Linked DNA regions of Homo sapiens: region 1 is linked to region 2. Evidence: chromatin loops called from intact Hi-C (ENCODE). Cell type or tissue: K562. All regions are shown on one strand. Links, peaks and the distances in the headings refer to the core of each region. The heading gives the core; the rest is flanking DNA. Region 1 has its middle 23 kb from the start of LINC01625. Region 2 overlaps LOC107986651 (a long non-coding RNA gene).

The links. Peaks named below come from ENCODE experiments on the same cell type or tissue, not always from the same donor. Only the 100,000 strongest peaks of a DNase experiment are listed, where the experiment ranks them.
Region 1: it touches region 2 in a loop (2.4-fold over the local background); 2 of 110 quality-filtered maps call a loop at or near these places.

The regions. Positions count from the first base shown.
Region 1 is chr6:139,492,371-139,503,304 of GRCh38, reverse strand. No RefSeq gene overlaps it. Among named protein-coding and RNA genes, the nearest start is that of LINC01625, 23 kb to the right of the region's middle. In K562, for the core only: no CTCF peak of the experiment used is centred there; DNase peaks (open chromatin) are centred at 5,754 and 6,074; H3K4me3 peaks cover 441 bases.
Region 2 is chr6:139,441,287-139,452,220 of GRCh38, reverse strand. LOC107986651 (a long non-coding RNA gene) reads right to left here. Exons shown (of 6, transcript XR_001744382.1): 5 at 552-663. Among named protein-coding and RNA genes, the nearest start is that of LINC01625, 28 kb to the left of the region's middle. RefSeq lists cis regulatory regions at 2,943-3,071, 6,358-6,810. In K562, for the core only: no CTCF peak of the experiment used is centred there; DNase peaks (open chromatin) are centred at 2,360, 3,030 and 6,580.

The DNA of each region.
Region 1 (10,934 bases), core at 2,022-10,021, 51 kb before region 2:
TAAAAAATGTCAGGAAGGAAATAATGGGAAAATGAGCAGAAGACATGTACAAACATTTCACGCACACAAAAAAAAAAGATATAAAAGGATACAAACATATGTAAAGATGTTCAACCTTATTCATAATTAAAGAAATACAAATCAAAACTATACTAAATCTATACTGAGATACTTTCTTATTTATCAAATTGGCACAAATTCAAAGTTTAATGACACATTTTCTTACATCTTGCAGTTGGAAGTGTAAAATGGTATACCCTATGGATGAGAATGTAGCAGTATTTAATAAAACTACATATGCATTTACCCTTCAATCTAACAATCCCATTTCTATGAATTTACCTCAAAGATGCACCTCCACAAATCTAAAACAACATATGCACAAAGGTATCCATTGTGGAATTATTTGTATTGGCAAAGTACTAGAAACAACCTAACTGCCCATTCCTAAGAGATGGCGGAATCAACTATGGAAGAGCCACACAATGAAATACTAAGCAACTGTTTTTAAAAAGTGAGGAAAATCTGTATGAATTATTTTGGAGTGATTTCCAGGGTATATTATTACTTTTATTTTTTATTTATTTATCTATTTTTGAGACGGAGTCTCACTCTGTCGCCCAGGCTAGAGTGCAGTGGTGAGATCTTGGCTCACTGCGACCTCCGCCTCCCGGGTTCAAGCGATTCTCCTGCCTCAGCCTCCCGAGCAGCTGGGATTATAGGCGTGCGCCACCATGCCCAGCTAAATTTTTTGTATTTTTAGTAGAGACGGGGTTTCACCATGTTAGCCAGGATGGTCAGGATCTCCTGGCCTTGTGATTCACCCACCTCAGCCTCCCAAAGTACTGGGATTACAAGAGTGAGCCACCGCACCCGGCCTTCCAGGGTATATTTTTAAGTAGAGAAATCAAAGTTGAAAGAGAATATATACCATCTTACATTTTATGTAAGAAAATTCACGAAAATAGTTATCTGTAGATGGTGGGTTTGGAAAAGGGTGGCAGCGATAGGGATGAGAATAAGACTTTACTGAGTCTATCTTTTTTTAATATTTTTTTTACATTGGAACCAGGCAGATGTTTTATTTATTCAGAAAAATAAAATTTAATTTAAAGCTGTAAAAGGAAATTCTAAGATTGAATATAAACAGAAATAAATGACCAAATATATAAAATTGAACAGCATGATAAAAATAATTCAAGTAGCTTTTGAAAACAATAGTCAGGCTGTATGTACCCTCTTAGTGGAGTGATTCTCAACAGAGGACAGAGGACATTTGATTATGTTTGAGACATTCTTAATTGCCATAACTTGGGGGTGGGAGTACTGGCCACCCCCAGTACTAGAGGCAGGGAGGCTGCTAAACATTCTGCAATGCACAGGGCAGCCCCTACAACAAAGAATGATCCAACCCAAAATGTCAGAGTGCTGAGGCTGAAAAAACCTATCTTAGTGAGAGATAATCTAAAAATCAAAACACAAAAATTAGGAAGAAATTTTTTTTTTTTTTTTGAGACAGAGTCTCGCACTGTCACCCAGGCTAGAGTGCAGTGGCACGATCTCAGCTCACTGCAAGCTTCACCTTCTGGGTTCACGCCATTCTCCTGCCTCAGCCTCTGGAGTAGCTGGGACTACAGGCACCTGCCACTATGCCCGGCTAATTTTTTGTATTTTTTAGTAGAGACGGGTTTTCATTGTGTTAGCCAGGATGGTCTTGATCTCCTGACCTCGTGATCCGCCCACCTCAGCCTCCCAAAGTGCTGGGATTACAGGTGTGAGCCACTGCACCTGGCTGCAATTTTTTAACTTTACTATGGTTTTGTTGTTGGGAGAAGTACTGATGTAATCACTCTAAAACAATTTTGTGTAGATTACGGAATACAGCAAATAAGCAAATGTATTCACATTGTTGAGAACCAAGGTTCTCACTGTAAGAGGAGGAAGCTATAACTAGGGAATAGGGGAAGACAAGGAACCCTGTAATTGCTGAGTATGAACTCCTGATTTAACAAAAAGGAAAAAAGAGATCTCCTAGCTTTCCTCACTGAAAAGGCCTAAAGTAATGACACCTCAGTGGCCATAGCACACTTAGTATTCAGATCATGGTTACTAAATACCATTGTTTACAAAAAGTAGCCAGGTGTCCTTGGGAAGCTGCTGACTCAAGGGTTAAGGGACAAGGTGAGTCAGAATATCTAGCTGTGCCAGAAAGCAAGAAAGTGCTCAAAGACCAATGAGAGTATACTAAAAGAACTACAGGAACCATCTCGAAGGAGCTCTATTGGCCAAATTAGAATAATATGAAAAAGAATAACAATGATAATAAATTATAATACATTGAATCCAAAAGAATACATGAGTTCACAGTTATTCAAAAAATGGAGGATTAAAGTTCTTATTCACAGAAGAATATCAACTATAGACAATATGTTAATATTAGAAAATCTCATTTTGCAACCACCAATGTAATAATTGATGCAGGCAAGATCAGAAGTGGATGCTAAAACCTTTTGGGGGGTGATAGGCCCAAACAATCTCAAAATACTACCCCGTATATTGCTTATTAATTATAAAAGGGAAGAGTCCCCCTTACTGTTGTAACATCTGGCAGACTTCAACTTAACCAAAAAGTCAAGCTTTGCATCACCAATATTGGAGTAAGTGACAAGATATGCCATAATAAGAAGTAAACTGCATCACTTCTGTAATATACATGCACCATCCCCCAGGAAGCAGGATAAGGGGCTCCGGGTCAGGCAAATTTCAGTCGCTATCCCAGCAAGATGAGATAATCACAAGAATTTTAAAAAGAGACATGACTAAATAGTATGCATAAGCCTTCGCTGAGTTAAAAAAATCACAATTTAAAAAGACATTATATTGGAACAAGATGCAATTTGAATATGGATTAATTATTAAATACTATTAGTTTATTTATGTTAAATTTCATTCCTATGCTAATAGAATTGTGGTCAGGTAGACATGTGCTTTTCCTTAGGAAATATATGCCAAAGTATTTAGGAATAAACTGCCATAATGTCTGCAACTTACTTTCAGGTGGTGCACATAGATAGATAGATATAGCAGATGTGGCAAACTGTTAACAACTGAAGCATTAAAGTAAGGGGCATACTCTGTCAACTTTTCTACAGATTTGAATTGTTTCATTTAAAATGAAAGTGATGGAAAAAGATCAGATTGAATCCATAAGTTGATAGGGAACCAATACATTATTTTAAAACTGGTAAAAGGAAGGCATCAAGCATTTATTCTCCCTTCCCTAAAAGAACTGTAACGCAGGGTAACCAAACAGTTCACTAAGGAATTTTCTTTATATAGACATTTTCTGTACAATAAATGGAGTAGAAGTTGAGTAGCACCATTTGTAACTCCTAATGGATTAATGGATCTAGACATAACTGCCAACCAGCATGCTAAAGAGAGAAACACCAAAATATACTTACCACCTGATGGAAGTAGACAGTACCACCCATGACGTAGTCTTGCCAAATCAAACAAACAACAACAACAAAACTCTGATCTTACCAAGTTTCTACATTTGACTGTCAATATAGAGGAAACAGGGAGGTGGGAGGTGGGGGATGGGGAGTGGGAGGCGGCGGGGGTGGGGAGCGGACAGAGCAATATGGTAAACATCACCATGGGGATGCAGTCATTCACATTTGGGAAGAGGTTCCTGGGAGACCTACAGGCCAAACAACCTAGTTCTTGCCCAGTTAAATTACTAGAGGAAAAATGTGGAGAAGGACAACTATTATCTTAAAAGAAACTTAGAAGACGTTGTGATTTATAGACCTTATTTATAATCTTCATTCATGTAAATAAACTTATGGAGGAAAAAAGTATGAGAGAAACGAGTGGAAAATGTAAACATGGCTGGGATATTCATGATGTTAAGGAATTATTTTTAGTCATTTTTAGACAGATAATGGTATTTGTGTTCTTAAAAAGAGCTCTTATCTTTTAGAGATATCCTTTGAAATATTTATGGATGAAATAATATGATGCCGTGGATTTACTGCAAAATAATGGGGTATAGATGGAGCAAGAATGTACAAGTTGATAATTGGGAAAGTAACTGGTGAAGGGTACAGGGCTATGCCTTACATTAATCTCCTTGGAAAATAATTAGAAGTTTGAATTTTTCTGAAATCAAAGATTAGTTGAAAAAATAAAATGAAGTCAGCTTTGGAGAAAAAGTCAGACAAAAGTCAGCTTCGGCAAGTGCCTCCTACTTTGCTTGAGCCCCTACCATGGGGCACTTCCATTCTCTCATTTAATTCTCACAGTCACATCCTCACACAGCAGGCGTTGCAGAGATTCAGCATGTATCCTCTGGTGTCAGGTCTCCTGGTTTCAAATCTCAGTTCTGCCAGTGGCTACTGGGCCAATTAGTCTCAATTTCCTTATCTCTAAAATGGGGTGACAATAATATTTGCTACTTCACAGGATTGTAGTGAGGATTAAACAATGAATTAGTGACACAATTTAGCTATTAGGGCTTGTTGTTAGTAAGTGATGGAGCTGGGATATGATCTAATTTGTTTGGCCTAGAAACTATCATCCTGCACTTCGCTGCCTGGAGGATAGTGGGTATACATGTACGTGTGCATCAGTTTTCAGTACTCTCTGCCAAAGCCACTTCATCCACCCTGTTAGGCACATCTTAAATTTTAAATATCAGCAGCAAAATTTAGGATATGCCAAGAAAAAGGATTGTGCTGTTAACAGAATCATATATAATAACTTAGGTGAATACTCATGGATTTATTGATTCATTCAACACATATTCACTAAACTTGGCTCTGCAATAGATGAGAACAATTTAATAACGTAGATACAGCCACTGTTCTCACAAGTTTACTAATCAGGAACCATGTTGGGACTTCAACTACAGAGCTAGCTGGGAGGTAGAGGATGCCAAGTGGGGCAGAAAGATCCATCCTCTGAGGCTGGCCCAGCAATGACCAATGAGCAGTAAGTCCAGGATTTAATCAACTCTAGCATAATTCTGGAAATCATCAGCAGTTGTAGGAGTAAACCAATAGGCAGATCTCAGCCACAGTGACTCCAGGCAATGATCAAATGTGTGGGAACCAGCCAGGGAGCAGAAGAAGTGTTTCCTGGAACTCTGTCCATCCATAGAAGAATTTTTTTTTAAGAAGCTGGGGAATGGAAGGGAAGATTTCAATTTCAGAAACAAGGTTTGAGGCTGGGTGCCGTGGCTCACAACTGTAATCCCAGCACTTTGGGAGGCTGAAGCGGGCAGATTGCTTGAGCTCAGGAGCTCAAGACCAGCCTGGGCAAATGGTGAGACTCCGTCTATACTAAAAATACAAAAAATAAAAATAAAAAATTGGCCGGGCATAGTGGTGCACGTCCGTGGTCCCAGCTACTCGGGAGGCTGAGGTGGGAGAATCACTTGAGACCAGGGGGCGGAGATTGCAGTAAGCCAAAATCGTGCCACTGCACTGCAGCCTGGGTGACAAAGCAAGACCCTGTCTCAAATAAAAAAAAAAGAAAAAAAAAAGAAAGAAGAAAGGAAAGAAAAGAGGTTTGGCAAGAATAAGAAAGGATATTTGCGCTCTATCATACCAGCAGGGCCCTAATTCTGAGGGATCTGTGGTCCCAGCCAAGAGAGGTAGGAAGACCATGGAGACTATGGGAGATCAAGGTCAGAGGCAAGTTCTGAAGCCTAGACCATGAAGGGTGGGGCCAGGGAATCCTGCCCTAAAACTGCTATTTGAATATTCACTGTGGCCCCTTATCTTACTCTGGTTTCCCAGAATGGTACCCTGAGATAAGAGTTCATGTGCAAGTGGCTTATGAAGAAATTCTCCCAAGAGAAGCGAGGAAGGGAATGGAAGAAATGAGAACAGGAAAGAAGGAGAAGAAGAAAAATATAGCCAGACAAGGATTGCAATTTCAGGCAAAGTCTCAAGGGATAGCTTCGACTGGATCCTTCAGAACTTCTGGAGTATATATTTTGCCTGTGTTTGTTTCAAATGGAGGCAAGAAAGCTGGGCTTTTCTGCTCCTAGATAAGACTGTCACAGGCTCAGGGCTTCCTGTGAGAGATCTACGTTCTCAGGCACTTCCAGGTCTTTGCCTTTCTGGCCAAAATGGCTGGGATAATTCCAGGGCTGACCTCTGAAAAGTGTCAGGTGCAGGCTTGTCAAAGCAAAGAAACCCAGAAGCCAGTTGAGGAGCATACAGACCATCAAATGGGTTCTGAAGAGCTCTGGGCAGAGTACCAGTCATGTCCAGCTCACATCTCTACTCCCAGTTCTGGGCTTACTTGTCAGTAAAGGACCATCTGGGAGATGCCCATGGGTCTAGCCATTGTGAGTATGCTGCAGAGCTTTAGTGCACATGTTGCAAATTACTTTCAACTTCCAAGTATGACAGAGCTAAACAGCTGGTAAACTCAGGGACTTTGATTATTGACTCAAAATTGGGTAACATGGAGCCAACAGGTTCAGAACGCAGGCTCCCACCCATGCCTGATGCCTGTGGATGTCAGTTCTGGTTATTAAGGGTGGCCTGTTGGCCTCAGAGCCACTGGGAGCCCTGGCTGCAGGCTCTCAGCACCACTGCTCTCTCTGCCTCTCTCCAGTATTTCCAAACAGCAAGATCCCAAATCTGTTCCCCACTCAGGTCTCTCCTCATTCCTTCCAGATCCATTCCTTGAAGCTAGATGCTGTTCCTGATCTTCATTGCCTCATATAAATAGGAGGCCTGGCAAGGCACGGTGGCTCGGGCCTGTAATCCCAGCACTTTGGGAGGCCAAAGCAGGCAGATCACCTGAGGTCAGGAATTTGAGACTAGCCTGGCCAACATGGTGAAACCACATCTTTACTAAAAATACAAAAATTAGCCAGGCACGGTGGCACACACCTGTAATCCCCTACTTGGGAGGCTGAGGCAGGAGAATCGCTTGAACCCTGGAGGTGGAGTTTGCAGGGAGCCTAGATTGTGCCACTGCACTCCAGCCTGGACAAAAAAGCAAGACACTGTCTCAAAAAAATAAATAAATAAAAATAAAACATAAGAGTGCTTCACATTAGACCTATGGACTTTTATATCGGAAATTAGAGGAATCTGTGATAACTAAATGAGAATGTGCTGGTTTGCATGTATTTGTCCAGAACGAGGAGTGGGGGCTGAGAGTGGTCCTAATCCTGGAAGGCAAAGGAGAAAGGATTGTCTAATTTATCAGTCAGACCACAGCCACAGATGAAGTGGGCAATAATAACTCAGGCGTGTACAGGATAAAGGGGAGATGGAGACTCCCAGGAACTAAAATGGCTACAGCCAAAGATTATACTTATGAAGACAATAAAGTCCAAGCCACAGAGGCAATCCCGTAGACGCTCAAAGGATGAAAACACTCATCAAAAATCTTGTAGCCTTAAAAGTTTTTCCTACCATATAGCATTGGGAAATGCAGTGCTTTTTTTTAACCTTAAAAAAAAAATCTTTAAGAAATGGCTTCAATCCCTTAACCTCAACATTGATCAGTGTAAAAGACTCCAAATTATTCCACTAGGACCCCAATTAGCCAATTAGAAATGACATCATTTAACTTATCTGTACTGCCAAGATTCCGGAGTCAGAATTCAGTACTGTAGTCAGTAATGTTACTTATTGAAAAGATTATGGTCATGGTATAAACATTTTTTTCCAGGGTTATCCTCACAAATGCAAACCAGGTGTACCTGTTTTTATAGCCATTTTTCCAAAAGGATTGTCAATAAATCACTTACATCTGTCCTTTGACTCCAGGGTGGTAAATAATTAAATTATTTAAGATAAGACTGTTACATTACAGATCTCCTGATGGATGTGTGTAATACAAAAAAAAAAAAAAAAAAAAATCAAGCCTTAGTCTCATCAAGCTTCCAAATCTAGTTACCAATTTAGAGAAAATTCAAGGGTCAATGGAGCATAAGTATCTGTATGGTGGAGGCCGGGCGTGGTGGCTCAAGCCTGTAATCCCAGTACTTTAGGAGGCCAAGGCGGACGGATTACGAGGTCAGGAGATCGAGACCATCCTGGCTAACATGGTGAAACCCTGTCTCTACTAAAAATACAAAAAATTAGCTGGGCATGGTGACGGGCACCTGTAGTTCCAGCTACTCCGGAGGCTGAGGCAGGAGAATGGCGTGAACCCGGGTGGCGGAGCTTGCAGTGAGCGGAGATCGCGCCACTGCACTCCAGCCTGAGCGACAGAGCGAGCCTCCGTTTCAAAAAAAAAAAAAAAGTATCCGTATGGTGGAAATGCTACATCATGTTGCGCTACTGCACATCTCTTCCCACCTTCACATTATGTAACCTCATGCTGGTAGATTGAAACTGGCCATGGTGGGAATGCCTACACCACAAAAAATGACCAATGCTGCAGTCTAAGGTTTTTATTTCCTGAGAGCCAGTCGTTAAACATTTACCGGCATACCACTGCGTTTGTCAATTCCGAAAATGCCCGTGGCCAATACCACCCAATACAAGGAGGAGCATGCCAGAAGGGAAATTGAAAAGGAAAGGGGAAAGCCCAGATTGCAATTGGTCTTAACCAGTTGCAGTTCAAATATCTTACTTTGCAATCTTAAAAAGTCATAAGGCCACTGCTAGTGAGGGGGCCTTGAAACATAATCTTCATTAGCTTCTTGGTCTGCTTGGCTGATTCTTTCAGGTCATTCAAATCTTGTGCAAATGTCAACTCATCAGAAAAGCCTTCCATAACCATTCTAGCTAATCGCTCTCTTTGTCATTCTCTACACTTAATACTGTTTCATTTTTCTTCGGGGTGCTTACCCCTATCTATTATAACAATAAACTTTCTATTCATAATGAATGTATGCTCCATGAGCACGATTCTGTTCTGTTTTTCTCAGTGCAGTGTCCCAGCAATAAGCACAGTTCCTGGTAGGTGCTCAACAAACATGGGATGAATAAATTAAAGACCATAGGCAATGATATGGAAAGATGTGCCTACATTATTGTTGAGGAAGGAAAAGAAAACACATTATAGAAAGATAAAGAGTTGATCCTCATTATTCATTGATTCTGTTTGTTAATTCACCTACTCACTAAGCCAATTTGTAATCCCAAAAGCAACACTCATGACACTTTCTCTGTTATATACAACAATGTGCATTCCTAGCTGAGGCTGAAGAAGAAAATGACACTCTGCCTTCTTGTTTCAGCTCTCATACTGTAAACAAGTGTCCTTTTTGCAATCTATTTAGTGCCATGTTTTTGTATTTTCTTTTGCTGTTTATAATGTCCCCAAACATACTGCTGAAGTGCTATCTAGTGATTTTTGTTTTTTTTTTTTGAGATGGAGTCTCGCACTGTCTCCCAGACTGAAGTGCAGTGGTGCAATCTCAGCTCACTGCAACCTCTGCCTCCCGGGTTCATGTGATTGTCCTGCCTCAGCCTCCCAAGTAACTGGGACTACAGGTGCACACCACCACGCCCAACTAATTTTTGTATTTTTAGTAGAGACAGGGTTTCACCATGTTGGCCAGGATGGTCTCCATCTCTTGACCTCGTGATCCGCCTGCCTCTGCCTCCTAAAGTGCTGGGATTACAGGCGTGAGCCACAGCGCCTGGCCACTCTAGTGTTTTTAAGGGCACAAAGTCTGTGATGTGCCTTACAGGGAAAAGGACCATTTGTGCCATTGGAGAAAATACGTGTGTTTGATAAGCTTTTTTCAGACATGAGTTATAGTACTGTTGGCTATGAGTTCAATGTTAATGAATTAATGTTCAGTGTTGATGAATTAATGATATACACTGAATAAGCTGTCTTTAAACAGAAATACACATAGAACAAGATTATGTATTGACAAGTTGGTGATATGGTTTGGTTGTGTCCTCACCCAAAATCTCATCTTGAATTGTAGTCCCCATAATCCCCCATGCTGTTCCCGTGATAGTGAGTGAGTTCTCATGAGGTCTGATGGTTTTTTGTTTTTGTTTTTGAGATGGAGTCTCACTCTGTTGCCCAGGCTGGAGGGCAGTGGCACAATCTTAGCTCACTGCAACCTCCGCCTCCCGGGTTCAAGCAATTCTCCTGCCTCAGCCTCCCAAGTAGCTGGGATTACAGGTGCATGCCACCACACCTGGCTGATTTTTTTGTTTTTTGAGACGGAGTTTTGCTCTTGTTGCCCAGGCTGGAGTGCTATGGTGCGATCTTGGCTCACTGCAACCCCCACCTCCCGGGTTCAAGGGATTCTCCTGCTTCAGCCTCCCAAGAAGATGGGATTACAGGCATGCACCACTGTGCCTGGCTAATTTTGTATTTTTAGTAGAGATGGGTTTTCTCCACGTTGGTCAGGCTGGTCTTAAACTCCCGACCTCAGGTGATCCACCCGCCTTGGCCTCCCAAACTGTTGGGATTACAGGTGTGAGCTACTGTGCCCAGCCTACCTGGCTGATTTTTGTATTTTTAGTAGAGACAGGGTTTCACTGTGTTGGCCAGGCTGGTTTCGAACTCCTGACCTCAGGTGATCCACTTGCCTCAGCCTCCCAAAGTGTTGGGATTACAGGCGTAAGCCACTGCACCCAGCCTATCTGATGGTTTTATAAGCGCTCGGTAGTTCCTCCTGTGTTCACTTCTCTTTTCTGCCGCCTTATGAAGAAGATTCCTTGCTTCCCCTTCACCTTCCACCATTATTGTAAGTTTCCTGAGGCCTCCCCAGCCATGCTGAACTGTGTGTCAATTAAACCTCTTTTCTTTATAAATTATCCAGTCTCGGGTAGTTCTTTTTTGAGATGGAGTCTCCCTCTGTCGCCTAGGCTGGAGTGCAGTGGCGCAATCTCGGCTCACAGCAAGCTCCGCCTCCTGGGTTCACGCCATTCTCCTGCCTCAGCCTCCCAAGTAGCTGGGACTACAGGCACCCGCCACCA
Region 2 (10,934 bases), core at 1,947-9,946:
AAGACCTTTGTTTTTGAAGAGATACCAAGGCCTTAAAGTGCTCAGAGATCATTCCAATAGAGAGGAGTTCAAATTACGAAGGAATTTAGCCTAACACACACAATTACATTGGATCCCACAGATAAACATGACATATAACAACCAGTAGTAGGTTGATGTAATAAAATCACAGTACAACTCATTACTTCAAGTTTTTTGTTATGTCATATGAAAACCAAAAATCTGTAGGAATTGGTGCATTTTTTTTACAATGAATTACTTTAATCATCCAGGATATTTCTGGAGCATAATGAAATATAACCCAGAGTTGGAATTTATGCATTCCCTGGATAGAGATACTTGGTCTCATATTCTGTCCTTGTATCAGGCAATAACACTGAAGATAATACACACTTAAAATGCACTTCAGCTTCTTTGGTAGAATTTCTTTGGCACCTGTTAAATTTTAAAGGGCTCTGTGAAAAGCATTTTCTTAACCATCCACTGGCTCTTGATTCATTCATGTGCATAGAAACACTCTGAAAGTTTAAAATTGAAAGTACATTACTTACCAAAAATTTTTCTCTGGCGTTTATTCTCACACGTCCGTGTTACAGGCCTACTCATAAGTGAACAGCCTATTTGGAATCCTTATGGTCCAGAATCATGAAGATCTCATACTGTCTGTTGTTTGGATAAATAAATATGAATGAATCTCATCATGCATTTATAATAAATTTTATCTCAAGTCCATGGTAATTTAGGTTCCAATTCTAAATAGTGGAAACTGAATCTTACAGCTATGTCCATGTGATTGAAATAACCAGATCTCCATTCACTCCGTTATTTCAACCACTTATTCATTGATGAGTATCACTGAATAGACAATTGTGTAGACAAAAGACAAAATGTTGATAAAATTCAAAGTACCAAACACAGGCCTCAGAAAAGTTGATGGCTTATACAGGGATGCTTAAAACCATACACAACAACCTACAATCCTCCCCAATGGGCCGCACCCTTCACTCTTGGGTATCATTATAAAAATTGCCCTTTCCTAAAATACCTTTCTCTTTTTCACCTGCTGATCCCTTCAGGAGCCTCCACCTCCAGGATGTCTTCTCTGATTGTGAGATGCAGAGACTTGAGCTCCTGAACACTCTCTTTCTTTTTTTTTTTTTTTTGAGACAGAGTCTCGCTCTGTCACCCAGGATGGAATGCAGTGGCACCATCTCGGCTCACTGCAAACTCCACCTCCTGGGTTCAAGCGAGTCTCCTACCTCAGCCTCCCAAGCAGCTGGGACTACAGGCACTGCCACCACACCTGGCTAATTTTTGTAGTTTTGGTTGAGATGGGATTTCACTATGTTGGCCAGGCTGGTCTCAAATTCCTGACCTCAAGTGATCCTCCCACCTCAGCCTCCAAAGTGCTGGGATTACAGGCGTGAGCCACCACACTTGGCCCCTGAACACTTCTCAAATCACAGTGCACCATAAGAGAACACTCCTGAGGAATTAGGCAGAATGGATTCAATCACAGCAAGTTGTTTGTTAATTGCACGATCCTAGGCAAGTTCTCTCAACTTTAGTTTCCTCCTATGTAAAATAGAGTAATAACATTGCTTGCCTCACTGGACTGCTGAGAAGATTAAAAGAAGCAATGCTTATACAAAATAGCAGAGGTACCTGGCACAGAGAGACATTCATTGAAGATTAGCCCATGGATATTCAGTTAGATCCACCGTTTTTCCTTTAATACATTTAAGCTATTTATTTAGGCTAGGGACTTATTTTGACAGCTTACATTAGTTTTATATATTATTAATATTTTTTAGAAATTCATGCAATCTAAATATGTAATCTAAATGCACTTGTTAAACTGTTGAAAATGATTTCATAATGAATGGGGCCAAATTACTATTCCAGACAAGCCCATCTCCAATTTTATCAAGAAAATGAGTAAGAATATAGGCTTTGGGACACAGAAAGCAGATTTTCCTCACCCCTGGGAATACATCAATTCTGTAATTTAAATTTCTCGTGCCTGGCTGTAACTATGTAGCCTTCATGACCAAGAAGAATGATAACATATCTTATTTTCAGATATTCAAGCCTATTCAGTAGGAAAAAGTAGAATGATTGGTCGTCAAAAGCTATTAACAAATAATGTAACTGTTGAAGATTTTTTTAAAATCATGCACATCCGATTTTTCTCCTTCTCTATAATATTGTTTTGGTTTTTCTCACAGCTTGACAGTTCTTTAAAATTAAAAAAAAAAAATTAAAAAAAAAAAAGGTTGGGGGGAGTATCAGGCAGGAAATAATCACAAAAGAAAATTCAGCCTCCTTGCTATGAGAGCTTTAGGATTCCAGAATCTGAATGTCCTTCCTGATAATGGCTGACAAACTGCTGAGTCAGAAAATGTTAAAAAGCAAACAAAAACAGAAAGGAATCTTAGTGAGATTATTGAGTTACAAGGACAAAGAGAAAAAAAATCTAAAAATTTTCCAAGGAGAAAAAAACATGGGTAACCTAAAAGAACAAAAATCAGTTTGTCATCACATTTTATATCAACAAGTACTACATAACAAAGAAATTGCTTTAAAAAGAGAAGAGAAAACTCTCTTGAACCCAGAATCCCATAACCAGAGAAAACATCAATCTAGAATGCAGAAAATATAAAGATATTGTTACACATGCAATGATTTATAATCCTTACCACCAGGATGTCTATTCCAGTGGAAAAAATTAAAACTACAAAAGAGCAATTTAAAAAGAAATGACATGGTGCAAGAGGATTTCATTAAATACAGAAAATGGGAGAGGAGAGGGAAAAGTAAAAGCGTGCTACCGGTTTGGTCATGTTCAGGAGAAAGAGGAAGTTATAGATTCAGATAAATTCTCCATGTTGATTAAAATACGGTAGATAGATTTTACTATGTTTGCTAAAATTGTAAAGATGGGTAGCCCAGACTCATGTGGGCAGCTTCCACATTAGAATGTGAATCTGGAAGGTGTGGTGTGGTGGGGGCAGCTATTGGAGGCCAGCTACCACAAGAAGAGTCTATCCAAGTGACCCAGCAGCTCTACTTTGAGGAACTCAGCCTCAGAAATCTTGCATGTGTGCACAAAGATATGTATGTAGTTAGCATTGTGGAAACCAATCCATGTATTCTTCTAAATGGAATTGGTTTACAGGGTATGCATTCCTTAACGTAGAACACTATGTAGCCATTAAAAAGATTGAAGTAGATTGATTCATACAGACACGTGAAGATATATTGTTATAAGAAAAATGTGCTAAAGAAAGTGTATACTGTGATCTCAGTTTATGAAATTAAAAAACTCAACATGTACGCATATATGCACATTTGTGTTTATAATGCCTAGAAAAAGTATAGTAAGCAAAATGAATGAAGGAAAATAATTGAGGATATATAGCAAAGGAGATTTTAAAATTTTACTATATACAATTTTGTATTTTGGATATTTTCTACAATATAATGTATTACTTTTGTAATTTCACAAACACTAATAGAGCTGTCAAGTACCTGAGATGGGTACAGTCTCACTCAACAAAAAAAGTCCTCTTTCAGACTATGACATGACTTGAATTTGTTGTCAGCTTATATTCTGTGAAATGTGGTATTTATCTCTGAATAGATAAGGGTCTTTTCAAGTAAACTTTCCATCTGAACACAACAGCTAAAAAACTGCTAAAGGGAGAGAGAAGCAGATACAGATTGTCAGGGCAGCAGTTATTTTACCTTTGGGAACTGAAACTATTTTTACTCAAAAAGAAAGTTTGCAGAGACAGCATTTTCACATTAGACTTCATAATGCTACACAAAACAAATGATTTGCAATGGAAAACATATAATAAAGTGGGTGCATATCAGTTGCCCTAGAAAAACAACCCAAAGACAACAATAGCCAATCTGTCTATCGGTCTCTCTTTCTCTCCACATTGATCCAACTTGCATTTTGTGACTAGATAAAAGGTTTTAAAGTTGAAAATGACATCATCTGGGCCTTCAAGGAGCTGAAGGAAGTGTGCAAGATGGAAGCACCTAAGTGGTTACTCATAGAACAATTTGGGAAGTTTTGTCATAGAGATAAATAATACAAAGTACATTCTCACTTGGCTACTTCATAGGCTATGCAGTTTTGAGCAAGATACGCCTCAATTTCCTCATTTATAAAATAGGTATCATGATTATACTCCTTCCTAACTGTTCTGGGGACTAAATGAGACAACACAGAAAATCCACGCACAAAGTAATCAGTCAGTAAAAGTTAGCTACTATTATTTGGGGAGGTTATTCAGACTCCCTGGAATTGAAACTTTATTATGGGACCCTGGTCAAGTTACTACATGGAGTCTTAGGTTCCTCATCCAAAATTGGTAGAGTAACTTTATCAGAGGCTACCAGGCAGAATGAATGAGATAATGTGTGTGAAAAATTTAGATCAGCAATTGGCACCTAAGAATTCCATTAATGTAAGTCATTATGTCTATCAAAATGCTTCAAAAAGAAGAAAGGAAATAACAACTAACTCTTCCTAAGAGTGACAAAGAACAGATAGCAGGAGAGCTGGTCTTGAATAATTAGCGGGAGTGCTCCAAGCTGGTGTGGTGAAAGAAGGATGTAGGAAGCAAAGAAAACAGCATGTGCAAACTGGTGGAGAATTTAATCATGATGATCATGATAATGGTAATAATAATAACAGTAATACAGCCTGTTCAGAGAAAATAAGAGATGTCCTATAGGCCCTAGGAAATATGAACTGGACTTCAGCTGAGAAGTTATGAGCCACAGAACTTTATCAATGCTTATGGAGCTATTAAAGAAATTAGAATAGGGCAGGAGTGTGCAGTGTGAGCTGACCATAAATTGATCCCCTAGAAAAACAACATCAAAGGGTGGGAGAAACCAGCAAAGGAAGCCCAAGAAGAAAGCTTAGAGAGGCAGAAGCTGGTGAAATAAAAGAGGCGGAGAAAGAAGAGAGAGTTTCAATAAGGAGGGACTGGTCAACCGTGTCAAATGTTGCATAAATGTCAAGTAGGATAACAAGAGAAAGTGAGGCCATTGAACTGCCCACTTGGGAGGATGTTGGTCAGAGAGTATTTTTAATTGAGTGGTGTTGGTGGAAGCCAGACAGTATTGGGTTGAGGAATTAATGAAATGTAAAGACACTAAGTATAGACCAAGTGTAGACCTCTTTCAAGAAGTTTAGTGATTTAGAAAAAAAAAAAAAAAAGTGAAAAAACCGTAGTATTTTAGCCTCATCAAAACTAGAAAATGAATTCTTAAATGTCCAAATGAGCATAATTCACATTTGGCAAAAAGGGTAAACTTCCCAAGATATAAAAATAAATAAATAAAAAATAGAAAACTACGGGGAGAAAACAAAGAAAAGAACTTACTACTTTGCTCGAATGGGATTAGAGGATTAAGGTGAAGGACAGGTGGAGGAGAAAATCGAAAAACAGCAAATTTGAAATGACTAGGAAATTAAGATTTTAAAAAAGAGGAAAGAGGAGAATGAGGAATCTCATGGATTTGTTGAAAGAGCAAGAGGCAGGCATAGACTGCCACAAATGAAAGTGATCAAAACAAAACCACTCCTCTCTGTCCCTCAGACTGAGCCGGGGTATAGTAAACCCAGAAAACATGGTCCTGATTAGAATTCTGTCTCCTGTGTGCTAAAGAAGCCTTAGCTACAAGTCACGGGCAAACTGCTAAGCACAAAGGCCTACGTTGGCAGCTGTAGTGGTTTATCTCTAGCTGCAGGTATGGTTCCCTCTACCCAGGGGCAGACTCTAGGTCCTTCTCTTGGAATATTTGCCCCCCAAGACAGTTTACCAAAAATTAGACCTGGCCTGAACTAGTCAGCATGAGAAATTTGAGAGAAATATGGGAAAAGACTGTAATATGAATGATTGGATTTTCGAATAAAAGAGAATATTGGATGAGTTTTTTTTCTAGCATATCTAGAAAAATCTGCCTTGAAATGTTTACATTAGCTCTTGGACCATAGGCCAGTGCTTTTAGAAAATGTGATCAGTCATGAGGTCAGGTGTTCGAGACCAGCCTGGCCAACATGGTGAAACCCCATCTCTACTAAAAATGCAAAAATTAGCCTGGCGTAATGGCCGGCCCCTGTAGTCCCAGCTACTTGGGAGGCTAAGGCAGGAGAATTGCTTGAACCCAGGAGGCAGAAGTTGCAATGAGCTGAGATCGCTCAACTGCACTCCAGCCTGGGCAACAGAGCAAGACTCCGTCTCAAAAAAAAAAAAAAAAAAAAGAGAAAGAAAAAAGAAAATGTGGTCAGTCACTTTGCTCTGTGTGGTTCTCCATTTCCACAGCTGTAGAATAAGGAAGATTAGATTAGTTTTAAGTCCTTCCAGCTCTATTATGAAATTTAATGATTCTGTCCTTTACATTTCTTTCATTTTCACAAGGATATCTGTCCCTGGTTTAATACTAATGTCCTATCTTCCTAACCATATTGTTAGCCCCAATTTTGTTTTAGTTTCCTTCTTTTGTCTAAAAGGAGTCAGAAAGTGTGTTAAAAGATAAGACCATCTTAGGACACCCTGGGTGAGGCCAGTTTTTGTCCAATCAGGAGGCTTTTATGTGGAAAACACCCCTTAACCAGGCTGAGCCTACTAGTTTGAGATAAACATTTTGATGAAACATTCAGTAAAGAAGAACTGGATCTTACATGAAGAAATTAATGCCTACGCCCCAGTGCAATAGTTAATTCCTCCCTGAAACATTTTCTTATTGTTATGTAAACATAACCTAAGTGGGTTTGTTAGAGATAATTAGAAACATTCTCTTAGCCTAGTGACTTGGGGAAGAATAAAAAGAGATGGGAATTATTAAGACGGGATATACAGGCAATGGGGGAAGGGCTAGTTCGCATGGAACAACCAAATATATCTTTTGTAGGCCAAAGACTCTGAGAAATTATTTTTGTACCTGCTCTCTATTTCTATTTCTATTCTGGTTACTAAGTGGACAGGTGACTTCTCAGCCTCTCTTTGAATACTTTTTTCTATGTGTGTGTAAGTATGTATGTCAGAATACCTTTGCATCTTGGATGTAAATGTGGACAAAATGCATTTCTAAGTTAAAATAACATTTAAATTGTGAATACCCAATTTTTAGAGATAAGAACACTGTCTTTTTAGTACAGTTTCATGTCTTCTCTCCATATTCTATTTTACCAACCTATTTAGCAAAATAGCCAAGACCCTCCTTCTGAGTTAGCCAAGAGCCTGACTGCCAAAATCTCCTGAAGACCTGTAAAGATACCTTTCTTTAGCTGAATCCTTGGCAGCTAAAGATAGATAACAAAGATTTTTTTTTAAATAATAGCTCAAACAGAAAGAGATCTAGGGATTTTGCTCCTGATCAATCTCATAGCAAAGAAGTATAAGGCCTTATCCAGGAACTCACAGTTTGGTACATTATATATAATTTCAGTGTTTGTGAGATGGCTGTTGCCTGTGTCAACCCCATATGAGATTTGGTGGGTCCAACGAAAGGCGTGGGGTGAACTCTCCAGGTTAAAAAGGGCCTGGCAGGGGTGGCCATGTTTCTGACTTGGGACACTCAGAAATCTGCACAATCCATGGTAAGGGTAACCTGGAGCTCCGTGAGCCAGCATTTTTTTTTTTTTTTTTTTGAGATGGAGTTTCACTCTTGTTGCGCAGGCTGGAGTGCAATGGTGCGATCTCGGCTCACGGCAACCTCTGCCTCCTGGGTTCAAGCAATTCTCCTGCCTCAGCCTCCTGAGTAGCTGGAATGACAAGCATGAGCCACCACGCCCGGCTAATTTTGTATTTTTAGTAGAGACGGGATTTCTCCATGTTGGTCACGCTGGTCTTGAACTCCTGACCTCAGGTGATCTGCCTGCCTCAGTCTCCCAAAGTGCTGGGATTACAGGCATGAGCCACTGCGCCCGGCGAGCCAACACTCTTTAAAGGAAGAGCTGCCAGGTCTGAGATGAGGTCTTCCTCAGCAGAGCTGGCTCTTTCCAATCCATATGGGCCACTCTGCCTTTCCCTGCCCTTTCAGAAAAATTTCATGTTTAACCAGCACTGCAGGTAAAAAACAAAAAGCCAGCTTAAGAGAGGGCAGTGCTCTAACAAACCTGCGAATTTTCAATTCTGGCCGAGATTCTCATGTTTTTTTTGCCTCTGACTTGATAGGAAATGTTAAGACACCAGCAGAGCAGCTTGGTGACTTGGTTTACCTCTCCAGGAAAACATTTGCGCTACTCCTCAAGGTTGTGAAATAAAATGGCCTCAGGTTGTTATGAACTTCCACGTTTGCATAATCTTTTCTCTAGCATTTAAAGTTTGTGGAACTAAACCAGAGGGAGACCTGCAGCAAAATCCGAATTCAAATGAACCAGGTGGAAGCAAGTTAGCACTATCGTGTTATGAATGAGGCTGCGCCACACTCAGTTACATGAGCAAAGAGGAGCAGCCTGCATCCCTTCTGTGAGACGCAGCAGTTTCTGGTGGGAGTTTTTGTTTGTTATTCTTGTTGAGTGAATCTCTAACAGAACACACTTGGGTGACCACTGCGAGACAAAGAGAGTTTAGGCTTTAATTATTCTTATATTCTGATTAGGGGAAATAGTTTGAATCCAAAAGGATGTCATTGAGTGCAAACACAGTCCTGGAACTGGGCCCGTTGGGCGTGAACCTCAGGAGCTATTAATCGACATGCTTCAATTTGTAAGTATGCGGGAGACTGAGTCAGTAGAAAAAAAAAATTTTAAACATCTGTGGTATTCTTTCTGTTCCAGATTAATTACACTGCTTGTTTGTTGATGCTGACCAGAATTTTCAATCCTCTGATGCTATGCTTGGAACGTCATAAGTATTTTTCTATGTGTTTATCATTGCGTCCCATGAGACTTTATCTCTGTCACAGTCTGCCTTTCATAATTTATTTTAGGTCCCAGTTTTGTTCTTTTGCTCACCTGCCTTAGACTTCTTGTTTTTGCTTTTATACTGAGCAATATGCAACTCTTTCTCATTGAGTACTTATTATTACTTTTAAGAGACACCTTGTTAATACACAGCCCCACGTACACACACATCATTCAATCAAAATGATGATATAAATGAAAATCCAAATGTGCTGTTTAATCAACTGGAGAGGCTGGTAATTATTTTCAATCAGCTAGGATTGCTCTGCTAGCTCAAAGAATTATTAATAAGAGCCATATTTGTTAATAAATTGTGAGCAGCCCTTTTCCGGGAGTGGGGGCAGGTATCAGGGCAGGCTATTTCAGAAGTTGTTGTCCAGCCTTACATTATACCCTAAAAAGCCAAACCCCTCCTTCTAAGTTAGCCAAGAACCCAGCTGCTAACATTTCCATCCTAACATCCATAAAGATACCTTTCTTGAACTGAATCCTTGGCAGCTCTAAACAGAAGAGAATCACAAAGATATTTCTTTCTAAAATAGCCCAATTTGAAAATGAGAAATGGGCAGGCCCGTTGCTGTCTGTAAGGCAACCGTAATCCCTAACCCTTCCCCCAGTCAGCTTTTGGGGTCACCTGCCCTTGTCTCATTTCCCCACCATCAATACCCAACAGTGTCTTGTGACTTCTGTGGCCCCAAGATGACCAAAGAGCTCCTGTTTGAGGACCCAAGCTCCCTCCCCTCACTCTTAGCCCCAACGGCTTCTCCTCAAACCCCAGCCTATTTACAGGCTCTTCCTTTCCTCTTTGCCAAACACCTGAGATCTCAGGTTGCTTTGGGTCTCTTTCTAACCTTGCCACAATCCATTCTGTTCCCTGGAGTTTTCTCTCTTTAGGCTGAGGAGAGTGAGGCCTCCTGTGCTTCTTTCTGCTCACTTCCTTCCTCCTTCTCGTGATAAGCCCACAGCTCTTTTCGTTTCGTGGGTTTTACTGAGAATTACCAAGGAGGAAAAAAAAAAAACCAAAATAATTCATATGGAAGAGATGTGACTGTTTGAGAACTCCTATAATTGCTCAGCTCAGCAATGAACATACACTGATCACTTTTTATATGGTGATCATGGATGCCCTCTGAGATCCAATATTTATTGTTTCTGGGCTACCCTTGGGTGATCCTGGAAGCCCCGTTGGCCACTCACTGCCGTTGGCAAATAGTTCCCTAGCCTTTCCTGCTCTTAGCAATGAACACAAAATTAAAAGTGATCAGTGCTCTCTCCTTGGCTAATTTTTTTTTTTTTTGAGACAGAGTCTCACTCTGTTGCCCAGGCTGGAGTGCAGTGGCGTGATCTCGGCTCACTGCAACCTCCACCTCCCGGGTTCAAGTGATTCTCCTGCCTCAGCCTCCCAAGTAGCTGGGAGTACAGGCGCCCGCCACCATGCCAGGCTAATTTTTTTTATTTTTAGTAGAGGCGGGGTTTCACCATGTTGGCCAGGATGGTCTCGATCTCTTGACCTTGTGATCCGCCCACCTCAGCCTCCCAAAGTGCTGGGATTACAGGCGTGAGCCACTGTGCCTGGCCGCTCCTTGGATAATTTTTATTTCTCTACAGCACCACACATATGGATAGCATATGTGTCAATGTTCTCCTACCTATAATGACATTAAGATAACATGAATTGGCCGGGTGCGGTGGCTCACGCCTGTAATCCCAGCACTTTGGGAGGCCGAGGCGGGTGGATCATGAGGTCAGGAGATCGAGACCATCCTGTCTAACATGGTGAAACCCCGTTTCTACTAAAAACACAGAAATTAGCTGGGCGTGGTGGTGGGCGCCTGTAGTCCCAGCTACTCGGGAGGCTGAGGCAGGAGAATGGCATGAACCCAGGAGGTGGAGTTTGCAGTGAGCCAAGATCATGCCACTGCACTCCAGCCTGGGCGACAGAGCGAGACTCCGTCTCAAAAAAAAAAAAAAAAAAAAAAGGTAACGTGAATTAAATTAA